Regions from separate parts of the Homo sapiens genome. Here region 1 is linked to region 2. A link is a contact called in ENCODE Hi-C data. All regions are on one chromosome and are shown on one strand. The core of a region is the stretch at or near the end of the contact, and the rest is flanking DNA. Distances in the headings are between cores, read along the strand shown. Region 1 has its middle 49 kb from the start of LINC00368. Region 2 holds the start of NAXD-AS1 (NAXD antisense RNA 1).

Evidence for each region. Hi-C counts contacts between places; a loop is a spot of excess contacts on that map. Pooled maps may share reads with other maps.
Region 1: a pooled map shows a loop between it and region 2 (4-fold over the local background). The contact joins the enhancer-like site here to the promoter of NAXD-AS1 in region 2. A Hi-C loop is called at or near these places in 1 of 168 maps with a recorded cell type or tissue (tibial artery), 2 of 37 single-sample maps with no recorded cell type and 4 of 50 pooled maps.

Annotation. Positions count from the first base shown.
Region 1 is chr13:111,044,389-111,050,267 of GRCh38, reverse strand. No RefSeq gene overlaps it. Among named protein-coding and RNA genes, the nearest start is that of LINC00368, 49 kb to the left of the region's middle. RefSeq lists enhancers at 3,079-3,138, 3,159-3,328, 3,112-3,406. Within about 2 kb of position 3,592, at least 6 of the 41 ENCODE cell types and tissues checked have a DNase peak (open chromatin) inside an H3K27ac peak, as active enhancers do.
Region 2 is chr13:110,612,639-110,618,022 of GRCh38, reverse strand. NAXD-AS1 (NAXD antisense RNA 1) reads left to right here and starts at 1,670. Exons shown (of 1, transcript NR_182301.1): 1 at 1,670-4,941. It overlaps NAXD (NAD(P)HX dehydratase), which reads right to left and starts at 2,478. Exons shown (of 10, transcript NM_001242882.2): 1 at 2,376-2,478. The coding sequence starts at 2,421. RefSeq lists enhancers at 1,449-1,498, 1,519-1,568, 2,470-3,397 and silencers at 1,849-2,008, 2,019-2,268.

The DNA of each region.
Region 1 (5,879 bases), core at 2,343-4,842, 430 kb before region 2:
CCTGAGTGTCCTTCGGTTTTTCCCGCAACCTCGGCCTCTTTGCACCCTACCACCCCTACTCCACACACATGAACAGGTGCACACAACGCACACACCTGCACACACACGCACACACATGCATGTGCACACACACACCCCTGTAATCCTGCCCTTCCGCCTCCATCTCCAGGGGACAGGACCAAAGCGAGTACGGTTTCTCTCATGGTCCCCTCATCACCAGTGCTCTTTGGGTCAAAGAACCAGGCAGCCCAGCCTTGTCCCCTCGGGCAGCTTGATGTCATAAGAGGAAGATGTGGAGAAGCTGCGGGGGCCTCGCAGCCTCTGCAGAAGTGGTAGGGGCCGCTGTATCAACCAAGATGCGGCAGCCTACGAGCCTGAAGTCAGGTGCAGAGACCAAGACGACCTGCAACTCCATTTGTTCCATAGAGCTGTGCTTAAAATTGCCAATTTTCTCAAAATTGGTGAGAAGTCTAATGCAGCCCTGCCTTAGAAATGTGTATGGTGACTGGCCCCAAACACTCTGTCATCCTTGCCCATGGCTAGCCTGGCACCCAGTAATTCCACATGGACCCTTTTGCTGTGGAAGCCCACGTCACAGCACTGAGGCCAGCTGAACCTGACTGTGACTGGACGGGACCGCATTGTTCTATACACATGAAACTTGCAAATACCGGGATGCTGCTGCATTGTCCCCGGGGTGACATGGGGCTGGGAGTCAGTTGCAGAGAGATGACCCTTCAGGCCACGTGTGGGTGAAACCACTCACAGAGGGCCAGGCGCGGTGGCTCACGCCTGTAATCCCAGCACTTTGGGAGGCTGAGGCAGGCGGATCACTTGAGGTCAGGAGTTCAAGACCAGCCTGGCCAACATGGCGAAACCCCATCTCTACTAAAAATACAAAAATTAGCCGGACTTGGTGGTGCACGCCTGTAGTCCTAGCTTCTCAGGAGGCTGAGCAGTAGAATCACTTGAACCTGGGAGGTGGTGGTTTCAGTGAGCCAAGATCATGCCACTACACTCCAGCATGGCCAACAGAGCGAGACTCCATCTGAAAAAAAAACAAAAAAACAAAAAAACCCACTCACAGAGACCAAGTGGAATGGGAAATGTGAGAAGAGAACAGAGCTCAAGGAACGAGGCCGTTGAAGTCCCAAGTCCTCCACATGCAGCAGGGCCCTCACTGGTGAGAGTTCCCCAAGAGGGAGGCGAACAGGGTAGACAAACTCCAGGGCTGTGCAGTGAAGCCTTCTTTCTTTTGAAAGGATTTTCTGCAGTTGCCTTCCCTGGAATACTTAGGCTTAAGTTTACATGGGGCTGGTCAATTTGCTTACAAAGACCCATAGCTGTTTTCCATCATATTTCTGTAGGTGGTATTTAATGAAATTTCTCCATGATGCTTCTAGGAGCTGATATTGTGGAGTATGTCCCTACACCTACATCATTTCTACTTCTGCTGAAAATGTTTTGACAAGGATGTGCTCACTGATGGACATGCATATCCTTTTTATGGACTGGACATTGCTGCATGTCGACTTATCACTACCACTCTTCATGTGGACGCCTTCCACAAACACGCCATCTCTCCCACCTGGCTAGCTGTGCCTTCTGCTGTTTGAGAGTGTGTGCGTGGAGCAAGCTGAGGTAGCAAGGTGCCAGAGCTAGCCCACGGGGCCAGAGCTAGCCCACGGTACCAGAGGTAGCCCACAGGAGCTCTGCCCTAGATCCTCTTTCCAGGTTTTCAGGGAGTGACTCTCTGCATCCCGACCTGCCCCAGGGCACTGCCTGGTCCCTTGTCTACTGTCCTCCCTGACTCACGTGGGAGCCAGTCTGTTCCCCTACAATGACTTTGCCATTCTAGAAAGAACCTTAAAATTAATTTTATCTAAAGGGAAAGAAAAAGACCCTCAGTCCTCTCAATTTTATTAGGAACTTATTGATTTAAAAAATAAATACACTGTCCTCTTTTTCTGATGAAGACAGAGAACCACAGGACTCCACTTTTCTGAGGCTCGTTCTTGTTCCAGCATCAGCATGTTTACCTGGGTCTCCCTAACTGTACATATTGTGAAACACAAATCCTATTCCTAAGAAAGAGGGAAAGCTGAAGACTTTTCAGAAACTTTTTTTTTTTTGAGATGGAATTTTGCTCTTGTTGCCCAGGCTGGGGTGCAATGGCGCGATCTCGGCTCACTGCAACCTCTGCTTCCCAGGTTCAAGCGATTCTCCTGCCTCGGCCTCCTGAATAGCTGGGATTACAGGTGCTTGCCACCACGCCCGGCTAATTTTTTTGTATTTTTAGTAGAGACGGGGTTTCTCCATGTTGGTCAGGCTGGTCTTGAACTCCCAACCTCAGGTGATCTGCCCACCTCAGCCTCCCAAAATGGTGAAACTCATATTTTAAATAACAAAGTAGAGAAGATATAGACACAGAGCTTAGATTCATCATGCCATACTTTGCATTTTCTTACCTCATTTCTATGTTTACAACCAGATTTTGACAATGAATTGGTATTTTCCTGTACATAGATAATAGATATTATTTTCTATTTCATGTACAGTCAATTCATGAACAAAAGCAACCAAAGTGGTGACTGGGCTTGTGTTCTGTTGTCTGTTTACTTAGTGATCATTTAACGAGTCCTGATTGAGGACCTACTGCATGCTGAGTGCAGAGCCAGAGCTGTGGACAAGACAGTGGGCGAGGTGGCCCAGCCTGCGGGGCTGTGGACTAGAGGGTGGGCGAGGTGGCCTGGCTGTGCCCTCACCAGCCCATGTTTTACTCCCATTGTGCCTTGCACTTCCCTTTTCAGTTCTCACTTTTCTTTTCTTATTTCTCGTGTAAATTAAGTGTCTTAAAAATTAATAATATTATGTCATATTTTATGTAATCTGAGGCAATTCACTACTTCCTGGTCTTCAGTTTATTTTAATGCAAGAGTTAGCAAGATAATTTCTGAATTTGACTGTAGAATCATCTAGGGGCATCTTGGATCATTTATTTCATATTTGATATGAAATGCAGTTGCATAAATACAGGTGACTGGACAAGTAAAGAGATTCAATGCAGTGGTTTCCATTTTATGGAGCAAGAAGGAAATAGCAAATAAACTGTTATAATCAACATCTTTCAGTTTCAAATTTCTGCTTACTCTTAAGGCAGTGAGATGAAGTAAAAGATGGCTGAGCCCTGTGCTGCCACAAGGGGAGCTTAAAAGGGGTGAGTCATTGTCATGTGGACTTCGTTCTAAAAATATGGGGTGACACCCCCACATCAAAACAAAGAGACCCAGTAAATAGAGAAAACGGAAGCACCAATGAAGTCATGTCTCTGAATCTTCTCTCAACACATACTTGAGGAAGAAAGTGCACCAAGTGTTCCAAGGTGACCTAAGTTAACCGGGGGCTGTTTGGGGTCTTAGTGAAGAATCCTAAAACATGAATGGAAGGGTCATGTGCCAGGGATGTGGGAGTGAGAGCAGCTGCGACAGCTGCAGCTTATGATGGGACAGCTGTCCCACCAGAACCAAGTCTGCAGAGGCCCAGGAGGTGCCCCTGTTGCACGTGGTCCCGTTGAGCAAGAGCAGGACAGCAGGATGGGCCAGAGCCATGGCCGGTAGTCAGAACCACACCACCAGCTGCAAACACAAACCCAGTGAGCGGACCCCTGGTGCTCGCACCGTGTTCAATAATATCATTACTCTTTAGATGGCTCTTCTATTCCACAGTGCTTCTGAGAGCATAGTTTGTGTACTACGTTATGCTGGGAACAGCCAGGGGTAGGAGGGGGTTCTGTTGGCTGCTGAGTGTGTCTGTTTCACTTATGCTCCCCAGACCTGGGGAAGGAGCCACAAGATGGGGATCTACTGGGCCCGCTGGGAGACAGACTGGAGCTAAGGCTTCAGTGACCACCTGACCTCCATAAGCCCCTACTCTGATTGGGGGCCACAGACATTTTGGTCCTTCTGGAATCAGAGTCAGTTAAGAACCAGAGTCCAATAGCCCTGGAAAGTTCTGATTATTTCCTTTCCCGTGCACAGTGACGTGGGTGAAAGGCTGTCCCTTTTGGGGGGTCTGGGAGAAAGAGTAACAATACAAACTCTGGGAAGAGAGTGGGGTCCTTCCTTGGGCTTCTTCTTTGAGGGCTCTGGATCTGTCAGCTGGCTCAAGTCTGTTTGGGAATTGTTTTAGGGGCAGCAACACTCTGCTTTTATGATTCAGAGTAGGCTTTCATTCACTTGGCCTAGAACTTCTCTGTTTATGTAGATCAAGAAGGAATTGAGTAGGCTTCCCTCCGTTTCCCTTCTAGGAACACCACCATCACCAGCCAAGGCCACGGGGCCCTGGGAGCCATCCTCCCCTGGCTGCTGCTTGGCCTCTGCTGTGCCTGTGGGCACCACCCCACCTTGAAACCATGTTCTGATGGTTCTCGCTGCCCTTAGCTTTCCGGCGGTGGCTGTGGCTCTGACTGTGAGGTCTGGGCTGCAGAGAAGAGCTCTGCAAGGGTGTAGATCCCCTCCCAGGTTTGCTATCACAGTCAGGTAGGGTTTCCAGACTCTCCCAGGATAAGCAAGTCTTGCATGGCAATCCTCTCTGCTGGTCCACTCTCCCCTTGCTGCTGTGAGCTGCAGCTTCTTTCACAGCATCCTCTCCCCTCACTGCTGTGAGCTGCAGTTTCTTCCACAGCATCCCAAGACAGGTTACACACTGACTTCATTTAGGACGGGGCACCCCTAGGCCCATGTTTTAGCCAGCAAGCCCCAGAGCCCTTTCTGCCTTAAACTAGAACACGGATTCTGCAATCCCCACATAGTGAACACACACCCATGGGTTCAGCCTGGCTCAGCATCACCCACCATCACCCCATGCCCTCACTGTCCACCCCCATGAAGATTCCCCACTCCCGTCGTGCAGATGGGAAGAGTCACATGGTCCCTTTGGCATGGCCCCTCCTCGCAGGCCCTACTGGGGTTGGCCTGGCTGCAGATGTAGATGCAGGGAGTGCTGGGGCACCCCGGGAGTGTAACAGAACCCACGTTTGTTCATAGAGGGGGCCCCGGGAGTGTAACAGAGCCCACGTTTGTTCATAGAGGGGGCCCCGGGAGTGTAACAGAGCCCACGTTTGTTCATAGTGGGGGCCCCGGGAGTGTAACAGAGCCCACGTTTGTTCATAGAGGGGGCCCCGGGAGTGTAACAGAGCCCACGTTTGTTCATAGAGGGGGCCCCGGGAGTGTAACAGAGCCCACGTTTGTTCATAGAGGGGGCCCCGGGAGTGTAACAGAGCCCACGTTTGTTCATAGAGGGGGCCCCGGGAGTGTAACAGAGCCCACGTTTGTTCATAGAGGGGGCCCCGGGAGTGTAACAGAGCCCACGTTTGTTCATAGAGGGGCCCCCTGCCGAGGACGCAGACTGTGCCCCTGCCTCTCCAGGACCTGCATGCACGCCCCCCTCCAAGTGCCAGGATTCCGTCAACACGCATCATTTTATCCAGTGTGCGGGGGCCACGCAGAGCAGACCCACTTTATTCCCGGAGCACAGAGGGGTCCCTAACTCAGCTCGGAGAGAGGCAGAGGAGCATCTTGTGAAGGAGTCCTGAGCTGTGAGCACCCAGGACTCAGGCAGCCAAGAGGGCAGTATCTGGCCAGGGGACAGAGGAGCAGAGGTGAGGCTGGGGGTATGTGTGTGTGCATGCTGCATATGTGTGTATATGTGGTGCATGTGTACACGTGTATGTGGTGTATGTGCGTGTGTGTCTATGCACATGATGTGTATATGTGTGTGTATGTTCATGGTGTGTGTGTGTGTGTGCTGCGTATGTGTGTATATGTAGTGTGTGTGTACATGTGTACGTGGTGTATGTGTGTGTGTCTATGCGCATGATG
Region 2 (5,384 bases), core at 421-2,920:
ACTGGCAGAGAATCAGCACCCTACTACTGCCTGCCCACGAGGAATGTGGCACCATCCGCAAGCTGCAGCACTGACTGCTTCCATGTGGGACTCAATCACCTCGAACACAGCCTGGCACAGAACAAGACACTTGATACATGTTCGATGAAGTCAAGACATCGTGATTCACTCTCCTCACTAGCACTTTATCTTTCTTTTACAGATAAGGAAACTGGGGCCCAGAGAGAAACCTGTGCAGATGCTGTGGTTAGTAATGGACAAGCCAGGCCACAAGACACTATTTTACCAAAGTGCTGCCATGTTTTTGTTTTTATTTTTGTGGGCACACAGTAGGTGTAAAATGCTGCCATTTTAAGGCAAAATAAGAAGTATAGCATTTTCACTTGAATAGAATTGTATTAACACAAAGTAAAATCCAGGCTGCTCACCAGCATTCACCTAAGATAAACAGCTTCTGTTAGCAAAAGGGCCAAAGCAGGTCAACTAAACTTCCCAGCACTTGGCAGTGAAGCAAGTTCCAGCTGGCTTACTGACGTCACCATTTGAACTTAACATTTCAAATGTTAACACAGAAACATTTACATATAAAGATCAAAGTTCTGAAGGATAAAAAGGCCTTGACAATAGGCGACTTAAGATGTATCCCATTCGGTAACTCTTCAGACAATTCTGAGTCTGGAAGAACAGGTTAAATTTGTTTGGCTTTTGTTTTAAGGAAGCGTGTCTGGGGAAGACTATCACTGCTGCTTTGTGCTAAAAGTGCTTTTAGTACTGGAAAATTCTACTTAAAAAAACAAAAATACTTTAAGTTAATGTGAGTTATAACTAATTTAGAGCATTTAACCACAATCCCTAAGTTAACTGAAATATTTCCTAAAGCCTCAGTAATATACAACTCTACCTGGCTTTTCGTAAAAGTTTAGGCAGTCTGATAATAAATCCTCAACCAAGCGCAATGAAAAATCTTGCTACTAATCACGGTGTGTGAATTTAAGGTAAAGAGCTACAAATAAATCTCTAAATAAAGTGTTAAGAAGCCTCCCTGCTGGTGTGAGTGAGGTGCAGTGTAGAGTACCCTCTCAGCGCCACCCAGTGCATTCTCAGTGTGTGCTGATGAAAACAAAAAGCCAAACTCTCTGACGATGCCCAACATACACACAAGGTAAAATCTATCTAATGACTACAGCAACAAATGGTGCGTTTAACCATTTCGGCCACTCACTGGCTGGAGAATCCTGGCTAAGTCACTTTCTCTGAGCTTCTATTTATCTTCTATACCAAGGTGGATAACAGCAATCTCTCCTTATGAGAAATGAGATATACACGAACTACTTCCTGTATAAAATATGTTAGATACACCAATACCAACAAGGCAAACAGAAAGACAAAAAAACCCTATGAAGAGATGGGGCTCCAAGCACTTGCTCAGCTCCTGTTTAAATTCTTTCTACCTTATCCGTTCTATTTGAAAAGGCATCTCAGCGTGCAAGGACCAGCCAAGGCCAGGGCAGGGCCCTCGGGGACATCTGGCCAGCACTTCAGGTTCTGGGGATGACTCAGGTGAGCCTCCCTCCCCAAGGGACCTCCTACACGCACACACACACCCCGAACCGGGGGCGGGCGAAGGAGGCCTGGCTGGTGGAGTCCTTTTCTGCGGCCCAGGCGTCGCAATATCCAGTCCCTCTCGTCCAAGGACGTGCAGGGTCTGTACTTGCCCAGTCGCACTGGGACTTCAAATTGGGGATGCAGACACGGCCCTGCTCCTGGTGTGCGCGAAGCCCGCTCAGCCGGCCAGCTCGCCTGCACGCCCGCCGCGTCCCTGGGCCCCAGGAGGGCCCCCGTATCCAGCTCCGACCAAACAGCAAGCCCGCAGTTGGCGAGCATCTTTCCCAGACCGGGAGCGGGGACAGAGCAGAGCAGACGGATCCGACCAGCGCACCACGGCGCCCCAGGGCCCTCCTACCGTCCTCGGCCCTCGGCCCCCCGTTCCCCGGCCACCGCGCGGGCTCCGCCGCTCCTGGGACGCGCACTGGCTCCGGCCCGGCGCCACCCTCTGCCCCTCTGTCACCCCGCACGGAGGCTCCCATCACCCAAGCCGCGCCCAGCCGTCGCCGCGCCGTTCCAGGAGGCCTCCGTCCTCTCCCTACTCCGCCCCGCAGGCCACACGGCGCCCCGGCCCCGCGCGCGGGCTGCCCCTCGGCGGCGCTTCCCCCCCGCGAGCCAGCAGAGGCGGTCAGCGGTCGGGTACCTGCGTCCAGTGGCGGCCCGTACAGCGCGAGTGCGGCCGAGAGCAATGCGACAACGACCGCGCCGGCGACGGCAGTTCCGGCCCCCGCGCGTGTGACCATCCCCGGGCCAAATGGAATCGACCTTACCTCGTCTGCAAGCCCGGATTGCCCCACAGCGAGGACCCAGGGCCATCGGGCAGCATTCCGGATTCCCAGCTGCCCCCGCGCCGTCGCCGGAAACACAGCCATTGGAAGCGTTTTCCGGTTTCCCGACCGCCTCCGCGCGGCTGTCGGCAGTGGGATCCCAACTCGCTCAATCACACCCGGTTCTAGATGATTGACAAGCGCGACGCCCAACCCGGCCTGGTCCCAGCTCTGGCCTAAGAGGTTCGGCTGGAAGGCAGGTTGAAGAGTTAACAACGATCTGGTTCAGGGTCTGGTTTGTGTTTATCGGCCCATTTTTAGGCTTGCGGCGTTATAGAAAATGATTTTGCTGGCAGGTGGAGTGCCGAGGCCCACTATGTGCCCCCAGTATAGCAGTCAGGTGCCTTTCTGCTCCAGGCGCAACCTCTGCCCTGAACCCCAAACCAGCTCGCTGCGAGGCCCCTTCGCTTTCCACCGTCTCAGGTCAGGGCAGCTCCATCACTCCAACGCTGAGGCCCAAACCCCTGGAAGGCATTCTGACCTCTCCTGCCCTCCCACCCACGCTCCTCCTGTGGCTGATGGCCTCTTACCTCCACTGCCGCCCTATTTGAAGCCACCGTCATGGTGCTAAAAGAAACTTGTGGGGCCAGGTGCGGTGGCTCGCGCGTGTGATCCCAATGCTTTGGGAGGCCAAGATGGAAGGATCGTTTGAGCCCAGGAGTTTGAGACCAGCCTGGACAACATAAGGAGACCCCCTTCTCTACCAAAATTTTTTTGGAAAATTAGCAGGGGATGGTGTGGCACACCTGTAGTCCAGCTACTTGAGAGGCTGAGGTGAAAGGATGGCTCAACATGTCAGAGGCCTTTTAACCAGAGCGATTCCATCTTGAATAGGGACTGGGTAAAATGAGGGTGAGACCTACTGGGCTGCATTCCCAGGGGGTTAGACATTCTTGGCCACAGGATGAGGTGGTGGGCACAAGATACAGGTCACAAAGACCGCACTGATAAGATGACACAGTAAAGAAACTGGCCCAAAGCCTACCAAAACCAAGATGGCCACAAAAGTGACCTCTGTGTCCTCATTGCTCATTATTTGCTGATTATAACGTATTAGCATGCTAAAGGACACTCCTACCAGCGCCATGAGAGTTTACAAATGCTATGGCAACATCAGGAAATTACTCTATATGGTCTAAAAAGGGGAGGAACCCTCAGTTCCAGCAATTGCCAACCTCTTTCCCAGAAAACTCATGAATAATCCCCTCCTTATTTAGCCTATAATCAAGAGATAACTATAACTATGTGTGGAGTTAGTTCCTGCCGGTGGGTTCATGGTCTCACTGACTTCAAGAATGAAGCTGCGGACCTTCACAGTGTTACAGCTCTTAAAGGTGGCATAGACCCAAAGAGTGAGCAGCAGCAAGATTTATTATGAAGAGGCCGGGCGTGGTGGCTCATGCCTGTAAGCCCAGCACTTTGGGAGGCCGAGGCGGGTGGATCACAAGGTCAGGAGATCGAGACCATCTTGGCTAACACGGTGAAACCCTGTCTCTACTAAAAATACAAAAAATTAGCCGGACATGGTGGCGGGCGCCTGTAATCCCAGCTACCCAGGAGGCTGAGGCAGGAGAATGGCGTGAACCTGGGAGGCAGAGCTTCCAGTGAGCCGAGATCGGGCCACTGCACTCCAGCCTGGGCCACAGAGCGAGACTCCACCTCAAAAAAAAAAAAAAAAAGATTCATTATGAAGAGCAAAAGAACAAAGCTTCCACAGCATGGAAGGGGACCCAAGTGGATTGCTGCTGCTGGCTGGCGGGGGTGGGGGGGTGGGGCAGCTTTTATTCCCTTATTTCTCCCCTCCCATGTTCTGTTTCTGCCCTATCGGAATGCCCTTTTTTCAATCTTTCCTGCAATTGGCTACTTTTAGGATCCTGCTGATTGGTGCGTTTTACAGAGCACTGATTGGTGCATTTTACAATCCTCTTGCTAGCTACAGAGCGCTCATTGGTGCATTTTACAATCCTAGCTACAGAGTGCTGATTGGTGCATTTTACAATCCTCTTGTAAGACAGAAAAGTTCTCCAAGTCCCCACTCGACCCAGGAAGTCCAGCTGGCTTCAAGTCTCATAAGTATATTCAGTCAAGCAGCCAGTGCCACTGCTCTGCCTATGGAGTAGCCATTCTTTTATTCCCTTTCTTAATAAGTTTGCTTTCAATTTATGGACTCGCCCAGAATTCTTTCTTGCACAAGGTCCAAGAACCCTCTTGAGGTCTGGATTGGAACCCCTTTCTGATAACAGAGTGAAACCCTGAACTACACCTACCAGACCAAACCAGTAAGGAGTTTAACTACAGTAACTGAGCTTTACTTCATGGCAGGAAACTCTGTAACCAGTTAAGCAATGAAGTTATAATCAAATTAGCTGTCTCCATCACACACTTCTGTTTCCTATAGGTGCTGTCAGATCAGGTTCCTGATTGGAGTTCTCTTATCTGCTCTGGTTTGGAGGGCTGCCCCATTCGGGAATCTGTTTTGTTTTGCTCAAATACACTCAGTTAAAACATACACGTGTCTAAGGTTTTTCCATTTAACAGTGTGTGGCCTGGATGATGGCAATAGTCTGCTGCATGAGTGTCAATGAAAAGAGTCAAACTCTAAAATATTCGAGATTTATTCTGATCCAAAGATGAGTGACCATGGCTTGTAACATAGCCCCTGCAGATCCTGAGAACATGTGCCCAGGGTAGTCGGGCTAAGCTTGGTTTTATACATGGTAGGGATACGGAAGACATCAATCAGTACATGTAAGAAGTACGTTGGTTCAGCCCAGAAAGGTGGGACAACTCCAAGAGAGGAGCTTCCAGTCATAGGTGGATTCAAAGATTTTCTGATTGGCAATTGGTAGAAAGTTTACTTAAAGACTTGGAATCAGTAGAAGGAAGTGTCTGGGTTAAGATAAGGGGTTGTGCAGATGAGGCCTCCAGGTAGCAGGCTTCAAAGAGAATGAA